Regions from separate parts of the Homo sapiens genome. Here region 2 is linked to region 1. Evidence: chromatin loops called from intact Hi-C (ENCODE). Cell type or tissue: MCF 10A. All regions are shown on one strand. Links, peaks and the distances in the headings refer to the core of each region. The heading gives the core; the rest is flanking DNA.

Region 1 (5,375 bases), core at 250-5,249:
TGGCCCACATCAGTGTTTTCAGTAAGTGTTAGTGTGTTAGTGGCATCACTTCCAACTGATATACCTCCTTGGTACTACCCTTCCCAGACTTAGGAGGCCATCTTTGGACAATGGTGTATGGTGGGAAAGTGCTCAGCAAGGAGGCTCTCCTTCCATCCTAGGACCCTGGGCCAGTTGTTTCACCTCTGGTCCTCATACCCCAGACTGTGCTGATACGGTTTTCCTTCCTACCCCACAAGATAGGATCAAATGAGATGCTGTGTGGACAGCCCTCTGACATACACAGATATGAGGGGTTGTTTGGATTAGGGGGGGAGGCAGCAGGATGAGCAGAAAGGAAACTGCACAGTGTCCCCAGGAGGCCATGGTTAGGATATCTCCAACTATGAGATACGGGAGACAGAAAGTATCCAACCAGGACAATGTGACCAAACTAAAGTGAGAAAAATGTAGGCTTTGGGGCAGTGTAAGTGGGTATATCTTCTGTGAATAGCAATTTGGCAAAATCCATTACATTTCAGAGCAAGCACATTCTTTGACCTGAAATTCCATGCCCAGGAGTTTATATAAGAGAGACAGTGATGAGCAAAGATTTATTTGCTGAAGTGTTACTTACCATAGCAGAAGATTGAAAATGACCCAAATGCACGTCCTTTGGGGATAAATAAGTTAGAGCATATCTAAACAAGAAAATATTACGTAAAATAAATTGGAGGTCTCCACAAAAAAAAAAAAAAAAAAAAACCCATTTTTTTTCAGACAGGATCTCACACCGTTGCCCAGGCTGGAGGGCAGTGACGTGATCAGAGCTCACTGCAGCTTCAACACCCCAGGGCTCGAGCAGTTGTCCCACTTCAGCCTCCCAAATAGCTGGGACTACAGGTCTACACCACCACTCCCGGCTAATTTTTTAATATTTTGTAATGACAGGGTCTCCATATGTTGCCCAGGCTGGTCTCAAACTCCTGGCCTCAAGCAGTCTTCCTGCCTCGGGCTCCCAACATGCTGGCATTACAGGTATGAGCCACCGCGCCCAGCCCATCTCACTTCTGAAAATGACTCAGTGCCATGAACCCTTCATCCCTAGTGGCCTTTGGGGGTGGGAGGTCTTCAAAGTACAGCCGTCTCTTTCTACCTAATGTGTGTCTGCAACATCGAACTTGTTCATCATAAGTACGTATTACTTCTGTAACCAGGAAAAGTTACAAGAAGAAGGGGCCAGGCACAGTGGCTCATGCCCGTAATTCTCACATTTTGGGAGGTCGAGGCAGGAGTATTGCTTGAGCCCAAAAGTTCAAGACCAGCTTTGGGCAACACAGTGAGACCTCATCTCTAAAAAAAAGTTCTTTTAATTAGCTGGGCATGGTGGTGTGCTGCGTGCCTGTAGTCCCAGCTACTTGGAAGGCTAAGGTAGGAGGAGGATTCCTTTAGCCTGGAGGTCAAGGCTGCAATAAGCCATGTTCATGACACTGCACTCCAGCCTGGGTGATAGAGTGAGAACTTGTCTCAAAGGAAAGAAAAAAAAAATAAGAAAATGTTGGGTTCTCAGCACTTCCAGCCCACCCCCATCCATATACATTCCAGCACATTGTTGGGGCCATTTGCAAGCTCTGAGATGAGATTCTGCACAAGTCAGCAGTGCAGAGACTCCCAGGGAAGGCCTGAGGCCGCCAAGAGCAACTCTGCAGGGTCTGCTCCAAGAGGCAGAGGTGGGCCCCACCGTCCTTGGCAAAATGGAGATTGGTCTGAGGGTTCCATGAGGCAGGCTTGCAGGAGCAAGGGAGTGATAGAAAGCCATGTGAGGGGACGAGAGGGAGGACACCCTCCCCTGCAGAAGTCAGGAAGGTCTTTGAGCTTGTTCTGAGAGGAAAACCCATTCTCTGGGTAGAGGAATGAAGACTCAGAGGAGACTGGGGTTCGCTTTGTGTGATACTGATATGGTTACTGAAAGGCTAGCCCAGTCCCAGGCTACGTGAACAGACTTAAAAAAAAAAAAAAAAAAACTCTGATTTTTTTTTTCCCATAAAACTCAGTGTTATCAAGAAGACTAAGTGAAACAGGACGTGTGAAAAGAAGGCAGGACACACCCAGAAGCTGAGCAAGGGTGATATTGCAACCTGGCCCAGAGCGGTTAGGTGACTGGGCAGGGTCCCTCCACCGGAAGGTGGCAGTGCCAAGGCTAAATCCCAGATGCCCTGGCTCCAAGCCCAGTGCTCATCTCATTCCGCCTGGTGGTAGGAGTAGAGAAAAGGTGTATCCAGTCTAAAGAGAGGCCCGTGTTCCAGGAAGGGCCCAGAGGTCAGGACCAGCCCTGAGAGGGGTTAAGTTGCCACACAGGAGGGAGAAATGATTGCCAAAGGCCAGCCCAAGCACCAGAAGGATATCCAGGGCCACCATCAGGCAACTATATGGCAATACATTTCCCCATCCTTTTCCCTGCCCCTACCAGCACCCTCTGCCTCGGACAGCTGCAGCATGGCTGCCAGGAACCTGGTCCTCATTTCTTCCTTTCCCTGTGTTATCCAAGGATGATGGAAATATGCTCTGATACATGCAGCATTTTCGTCCTGGGGCCACATATGCCCAGCCTTTGCAAGAGCCGTCTGCTAGAAACAGGGAAGGCATTCTGCTCATGACTCTCGGCAAGTCATTTGAAATTCCATGAGTGTCCCTGCCTGTGGAGCCTGCTTCTCCCACCACTCCTCCAAGGAGACGGCTCAAAGGCCCGAGGGTCGCCTGTGTGTATGTTACTCCCTAACCAGCACACACCTACCTCATGGTGCCTTGGCTCTTTCATCCCTAAAAGTGGTAATAAAATAACTTCTTCAAAAGTTTGTTGTAAGAACTAAATGGGATGATATGTATATTTGGCCTAGAGCTAACCAAAGAGGAGGCACTCAATAAGTGGCAGCTGTTCTGATCATAACCCTCAGGTAAGGAGGCAGAACAGCACAGTATTACACAGATGGGCTTCAGCATCAAACTGCCTGGGTTCTAGTGCAAATTCAATGAGCTAGCTGCTGTGTGACTTTGGGAAAGTGACTTAACCTCTCCTCTTTATATTATTTAGGGGATGGAATAATCTTTACTTCATAGTGCAGTCGTGAGCATGATATGAGCCAAAATATATTAAAAGCTTAGCTCAGTGCCTGGAACATAATAAATGTTCGCTAAATGATAGCTGTTAATGTCAGCATGGTTGTGGTTATTGTGATCGGGCTGTGGTTGCAGGAAGACAAGAGTGGAAAGAGGCTGGCAAGACAGGTCAAAAGGCCTTGGCTCTAGGCCCTGTTCTGGAACAAACTCTCTGTGAGATCTTGGACTCATCTGCCCTTTCTCCTGAACTTTTATTTCGCCATCTACAGAGGGGCACCAATCATCCCAAATTCACAGGGCTGTTAGGAAATATAGTGTGAACTGGCAGGCACAGTCACCTGAGACGCTGTCACCATTCCAGTACGCGGTGGCTCCCAAGGTGTGAACCCTGGACGAGCAGCATTAGCATCACCGGGGAACTTATTAGAAATGCAAATTACCAGGCTCCACCCCAGGCTGCTGAGTCAGAGGCTGCCGTGGAGCCCAGCCAGCTGTGTTTCAACATGCCCTGCAGGTGCTTCCGATGAGGCCCAAGGTTGAAAATCGCAGCTGTAATGAATAGGTGGGAGGTTGTGCAGAGAGGATGCTCAGGCGTGGGTGTGGAAGGACAGAGTAAATGGGCAGGTTGGTTGGCAGGTTGGCCAACAAGTTCCAATACCTTCACCCGGCTTTCAAGGCTCTGTATCTTTGGTCCACCCTTGGCAGTTCGTTTCTGTTCCATTTTTTCCAGCATGGTTTTTAGAACAAACCTGACCAATGACCAGATCATGTATGAATGAATGAATGAATGAATGAATGAATTAGGTAATTAATGTTTGTTTGGGGTTTCAACAGTCACAGAAAGAAAAATTCACAAGCCCCCAGGGCAGAAAAGTGAATGCATTGCGGCCAGTTGTCAGCAGCATCCACATAGGGAGTCCAGCGGGTATGGAGAGGGTAGGAGGTGATAGGTGGGAGCAGGTGGCAGAGGGCCTGATTGCAAGCCAAGGGTGACCCCTTTGTTCTGCAGACAATACAAGTGCTGTTAGGGATCTTTGAGGAAGACCATGATAGGGTGGGTCCAGACCTTAGGAAAACACAGTCTCTGTGGAACTCTCAGATCTGCCTAGTTCTGACCCAACCCCAGGTTCCATTTTGGGTTCTGCCATTTATGCACTGGGCAACCCTGGGGAAAGTGTTAATTAAACCTCGGTTTCCTCATGTGTAAAGGGTGTGATCATGCCTCCCTCGCTGGGTTGCTGTGAGATTGCTGTATTTCCAAATCTGAGTCAAAACCTAATGTAAAGTAACCATCTCGCCCTTGTTGGGGAAGTAACTAACTATAAACACTTAAGGATATTGTTGAGATAGTCCTATGTTTAATTTATTAATTTAGATGCACATATGCTTAAAACTGTATCATATAAAAATACTAGGCTGGGCGCGGTGGCTCACACCTGTAATTCCAGCATTTGGGGAGGCCAAGGAGGGTGGATCACTAGAGGTCAGGAGTTCGAGACCAGCCTGACCAACATGGGGAAAACCTGTCTCTACTAAAAATACAAAAATCAGCTGGGCATGGTGGTGGGCACCTGTAATCCCAGCTACTCGGGAGGCTGAGGCAGGAGAATCACTTGAACCTGGGAGCCGGAGGTTGCAGTGAACCGAGATTGTGCCATTGTACTCCATCCTGGGCAACAGAGCAAGACTCCGTCTCAAAAAAAAAAAAAATACAGCTTAAATTTAGAAGTAAATTTAAAACTAAAGTTGTTCTTTTCTACTTTTTTTTTTTTTTTTACCAGCTGCATCCAGTAAACATCCAAAACCAGCATGACTGAGGTTGTCCTTTCATGGTGGTGATACTTCTTGAAACAATATCTTGTTGAAAACAAACTAATACATTCAAAATAATATGAGTTTCTTTTCAGCCGGGAATTGTGTAGCATTCATGCAACGCCCTCCACCAGTAGCGATGGGCCACGTGCCCACAGGACACCATATGGATAGCTCACGGTGTCCTCTGAGCTTCTACATTACCTCATTTTAGCCTCACCACAACCCTAAGGAGGTAGGCACAGTAATTTTTCCCATTTTGCAGAGGAGGAAACTGAGGCTTTCAGACTTATAAAACTTGCTTAACAGCCTGTGTGGGACCTCAATTCTAATTCCAGAACCAAGCTCCTAACTGCTACCCTATGTGCCTCCTAAGCACACAGTGAATGCTGAATGATTGGTGGCAATTATTAGTATAGTCTTTCCCCCAAATGCAACTGATTAGGGTTTGAACTTCATAGGGGTCC
Region 2 (5,375 bases), core at 276-5,275, 180 kb before region 1:
GGCACTGCGCCAGGCAGGACTGCCTTGTAGCACATCTATGTGTATAAATAACATCCTTGGAATTGTGCAGTGGGACCATACTGATGCTAAATATTAATACTTCACTTACGTTACTTCATTTAATGCTTTGAACTACCTTGTGGAGTTGCTGTCATCCCCATTTCACATTTTCGTCTGATTTCTCTGTTTGTCTTAACAACAGAGATTAATTCACAGATTACAAACATAAGGCTTAGAAAAAATTAAGTAACTTAAGCACGATGGCACAGCTTGTAAGTGAGTGAGTTACAGCTTGTAAGTGAGTGGTTAAGATCACAGGCTCCAGGCCGGGCATGGTGGCTCATGCCTGTAATCCCAGCACTTTGGGAGGCCGAGGCGGGCAGATCACAAGGTCAGGAGATTGAGACCATCCTGGCTAACAGGGTGAAACCCTGTCTCTACTAAAAATACAAAAAATTAGCCAGGCGTGGTGACAGGTGCCTGTAGTCCCAGCTACTCGGGAGGCTAAGGCAGGGGAATGGCGTGAACCCGGGAGGCGGAGCTTGCAGTGAGCGGAGATCGCGCCACTGCTCTCCAGCCTGGGCGACAGAGTGAGATTCCATCTCAAAAAAAAAAAAAAAAGATCACAGGCTCCAGAGTCAGACCTATGGGTTTAAATTTCAACGCTTCTACTTTAGAGCTTTGAGCAGGTGACTTTAACCTCTCTGTGCCTCAGTTTCCTAATCTGTAATATGCATATAAAACTATTCAATGTTCTCAGCACAGTGCCTGGCATGTGATGAGCATTAGGTGCTATTGCTACTATTATCAGCTCACAGTCAAACACAGCTATGCTCTCCTTGAGTTCTTTGCATTGGTTTGTTATAAAGAGTTGAGATGAGAGAAGTAAGTGGTAACTACAGCTACCACTCTTCATTTGTAGGGATTAAGAATTTGAAAGGAAAAACAACCTCTCCAGGCCGAACATTCCTACAGGTCTTAAATGACACATTCTGGCCATTCCCAGTTTCTCTCTGTTTTATGTCCATGAGGATATCAATGCTTTGAGGGATGCCTGGCCATTCCCCTCTCTGTATAGGCACACATAGTGGCTAAGCTGGGTTTCAGGAAGCTGAACTTGAGTTGACATCTTTCTTTGGAAATGCTTTCCCTCTTGAGGGGCAAGGGACACTGGCTTGGATATAAATCAGGATATCACAGGATATCAGTCATTCAGGATACAAGTCTATGCCGTGGGGTTATTTTTTTTTCCCTTACTGTGTGGCCCAGACTGAAGTGCAGTGATCATAGCTCACTGCACCCTCAAACTCTTGGGCTCAAGTGATCTTCCTGCTTCAACACCCCCGGTTGCTGGGACTATAGGCAGGTGCCACCATGCTGGCTAGTTTTTGTACTTTTTGTAGCGACAGGGATCTTGCTATGTTGCCCAGGCTGGTCTCAAGACTCCTGGCCTCAAGTGATCCTCCTGTCCTGGCCTCCCAAAATGTTAGGATTACAGGCACGAACCATGTGCACAGCCTGTATTGTGTATGCTAGAGCCAATTACTAAATCTTTCTGGGCCCCAAGGGTCTCTTTTGCAAGAAGGACATAGCAACTTCTCCCTTCCAGAGTTCTCCATCAGAAAGAGGATTGAGAGGGTATGTTATAGAAACTGTTCAACTCTAGTGCAAGGTTTTAGGAGTCTTCGTTTCCTTCCAGTTATTTGAGAAATGTGGCTTCTTCAAGCAACTGGAATACTGAAAGCCTTTTTGATGGGAATCACTCCTCCCTAACCACTTCCACCCACACCTTCTTTGGTAAAACATTTTTGAGAAAAATTGGTTTTGATCTGAATTCTGAGGACCAAAACAGCCTCCAAAAATCAAGCACAAAAAAAAAAATCAGCCTCCAAAATAAAAAACCAGGTGGTTCTCCTATTGAAAATTCAAACCTGATAACCAACCAGAGGGACTTATCTTTTAGAATTAATCTTTTTTCCATCTTTAATGAATTGGCATTTGTCTGCTCTGCCGGTTCATTGTGGAATTCAGCCTCATGTTTCATTGTGATCTCAGAAGCAGCGAGCACTCATCACCGGTGGGAATGATAGAGCCTAATTTGGAAAAAGGAGAAAAAAAACCCCAAACCTCCTCCCTTTCATTTCCTCACTTTAGACTAAAATGCTTCCTTTTTTAAACTTAAAAAAGGGACTAATTTTTTTCTTTTCAAAATTGGTTCAGATATGCATGAACCATTTTTTAAAAAATTATTGCACAACTCAGTATATTCATTACACACCGAGGTTATGAGTAAGTCTTCCCTGAATCATCTTGTGGTACAAAGTGACGGGAAGGGATTCAGTCAGCTACCTGTACAGGAGGCTCATTCTGTTTCTCTCCTCCATTTTCTCATTATGAAACTGTACTTTTCAGAAGACAAAAAGGGGAGAAGATAAGGGAAGAGGAGGAGGAAAATGTCAGAGGGAAACCTAGAGCTGTCAGCAATTACTGCTTTCCAACTGCCTAACCTCAGAGCAATTACTTAAACTCAGAGCCCCTGCCCCACTTCTGAAATGGGGATAATAACAGTAATGGCTATGTTGCAGGGCTGTGGCAATGATTAACTGAGAAAATACCCATGGGAAACATGCTTTGTAAATTCCATTATACTATTGTTGGTACTGAGATATGACTGCATATATGTATAACTTGTGTGATTCTTAAAAATTAATTTTAAAAGGGTTGCCTTTATTTTTAGAAACAGAGTTTGAGTTGGAAGGGAACGTTAGGAATCATTCAGTACGACGTGTCACCCTGGAGAGAAGTCCTCTCTATAGTTGCCTTCAAAGGTGTTATCTAGCCTGGGCGCAGTGGCTCACGCCTGTAATCCCAGCACTTTGGGAGGCTGAGGCGGGCGGATCACGAAGTCAAGAGATTGAGACCATCCTAGCTAACACAGTGAAACCCCGTCTCTACTAAAAAATACAAAAAATTAGCCGGGTGTGGTGGTGAGCACCTGTAGTCCCAGTACTTGGGAGGCTGAGGCAGGAGAATGGCGTGAACCCGGGAGGTGGAGCTTGCAGTGAGCCGAGATGGCGCCACTGCACTCTCCAGCCTGGGCGACAGAGCAAGACTCCGTCTCAAAAAACAAAAAACAAAACAAAACAAAAAAGGTGTTATCTAGGTATTGGCTTGAATAGCTCCAGGGATGTGGAGGTCACCACCTCTGTCTTTTCTTCTTTTTCCTAATTATCCCTGCCTTTTAGTTCTTCTAGACCTAAGATATAACAGTGATTTTCCTTCTCCTGAAGATAGACAGCAAAAGAATACTGTCATGGTTAAAAATGAATAAACATGCCACAGCATGCATTGTGAAGATCTGCCATCTGTGTGCATCGCTGCTGCAGGTATGTTAGCCAGTCTCCAAAGTGTTTGAACTACTTGTTCAAGGGGATCTGGTGTTCTCTGTAGCAGAAGCTACTGAGTTATTAGGGGTAAGGCTTCAGCCCTGGGGCAGAAGGAGGACTTGGCAGGGCCCTCTTAGCTCTGAGCATCTGCATACCTTTCTGTTTTTTAGCTGGTGGTTTATCTAGCTTTAGGTATATAAAGATTTATTTGAAAAGGTAGAGTTTGTGGCAGTAATTGTTACCTTCTCTTCTTCTCTCCTCTCTTTCCCCTCTGAAGTGGAGGGGAAACCTGTTTGTTTCATGCCAGCTTCTGCCACTGATGTTTTCACTGCTTTCTGTTCAAGATGTTATGGTGAGGGAGGAGGCAGAGACCAGGGTCAGGAGGATCTTGGAGATCATCCCAGCCAGCACTTTACAAACTGTCTCTGGAAGTTCACATGGATGCTTCAGTGTTTACATTGTTTCAAATTGTTAGCTCTTTTTAAAGTTGTAATAATAATAATATTATTTTTAAAAAATACTGCTATGTGTTATATACTGCATTTTTACGTGTTGAAGGTCACCAGCTTTTTCTTTTAACATCTGTTTAATTGAAGATAATCCTGAGATTATAGGGCAGGCTGTGTTTTTTAAAAAAATGTATCTACTTATTCATCAAATGCATCAACTCTCCATTAAATTAAAAAGATTTTTTTTAGCATTGGGCAACTAAAACCAAACAGAAAACTATACTTTGAGGCAGATGTAAGCTGCAAGCTGTTGTCTCCAATTCCTGAGTTCAGATTATTTGTGTTCATCAGAACAACCTCATTGTCCTCGTTGGTTAATTTTCAGTAAATAAATGTTATTAATTTGAAAATTAGAAATTTGTAATCATAAAATGCACCTCCAAGTCTTACCAATTGAAAGACTTCACTCACTGAAAACCTACCAGCTTCTCAGAGAACATGAAACTGGCATTCCTCAGTTGTTTGGGAATTCCTTCTAGTCCATCATTATTTATTTATTAAATTGTACTCCAGGTGGACTATATAACAAGATCGTATTTGCACAAGAAGGCCTACTTACTGGCAACAACCTTTATATTGTCATGTTCACATCTCAGCAATTGCTTTTTACTTGTGAGTAGACCCTGGCAGCTTTTACTTTTGTAGATTGTGTCAACTTATGAAAAAAAAAATCTCCTCTCCTATCCTCCAGTGTGAGAAATGCTTCCCTCTGCCCAACCCCGGGAAGCACTGCTTTAATTATGAGACCGTTGTTACCTTTTACCTCCTATTCAATTGTTTCCTATGTGCTTAGAGATTTGTTGAGCCATTTGCCCATAAAAATCACTCCAGCAGTTATCGAAAGCCTTGGATGATAAATTAGATCATCCCTCAACCTCTGAGGTCAGGCAGCCCCCACTTCCTTCCTCCTCCTTTCACTAGATCTCTTTTCCACCCTCTCCGTCTGTCTGGGTAGACCTCTCTGACACTACTCCCACCCTTCCCAATTTTTGTGCGCTACAGTGGCTTCCGCCTAAAGCCTTGTTTGCCCTCTGAGAGATGCCCATGGAGCTCCAGGATCTGTGTGTTCCATGACCCCTGGCAGATCACGCTCCTCTTGTGGAAAATGGGAATTTTACATCTCCCTTCCTGCCTTACAGGGTTTGTTGTGAGGGGCAAGGGAGACAGTGAGAGGGTGGTTGGGGGCACTTGAGTGCTGTGGGAATTGGAGGTTCTGCTGCCTCTTCTCTGTGGGGCTGTTATCTGAGCTCTTTCACTCTTTAGTACCGCGTCCCTGTCTCGTCTCAAGAAAGCAGGTAGTGGAAGAGATGGAGAGAGTTCCAGCTTGCCTCCCAGATGAATTAAAATCAATGAAAGTTCCCACATGCACAGAGCCAGATGCATCCCTCTTCCTGTCCACACCCCTGTCACCAAAACAAGTGTGGTGAGGGGCCCCTGCCCTCTCAAGCAGGTCAGCGCAGGCCCTGCAGTAAGGAAGGCC

Evidence for each region. Hi-C counts contacts between places; a loop is a spot of excess contacts. Peaks named below come from ENCODE experiments on the same cell type or tissue, not always from the same donor. Only the 100,000 strongest peaks of a DNase experiment are listed, where the experiment ranks them.
Region 2: it touches region 1 in a loop (6-fold over the local background); 2 of 110 quality-filtered maps call a loop at or near these places.

Annotation. Positions count from the first base shown.
Region 1 is chr5:154,392,335-154,397,709 of GRCh38, forward strand. All of the region lies in intron 7 of GALNT10 (polypeptide N-acetylgalactosaminyltransferase 10), which reads left to right. It overlaps SAP30L-AS1 (SAP30L and GALNT10 antisense RNA 1), which reads right to left. Exons shown (of 3, transcript NR_037897.1): 3 at 1-680. Among named protein-coding and RNA genes, the nearest start is that of MIR1294, 48 kb to the left of the region's middle. RefSeq lists an enhancer at 3,373-4,093. In MCF 10A, for the core only: a CTCF peak has its summit at 2,194 (motif pointing right); DNase peaks (open chromatin) are centred at 2,217, 3,307 and 3,597.
Region 2 is chr5:154,212,363-154,217,737 of GRCh38, forward strand. The region is part of intron 1 of GALNT10 (polypeptide N-acetylgalactosaminyltransferase 10); the gene reads left to right. Among named protein-coding and RNA genes, the nearest start is that of GALNT10, 24 kb to the left of the region's middle. In MCF 10A, for the core only: no CTCF peak of the experiment used is centred there; a DNase peak (open chromatin) is centred at 2,319.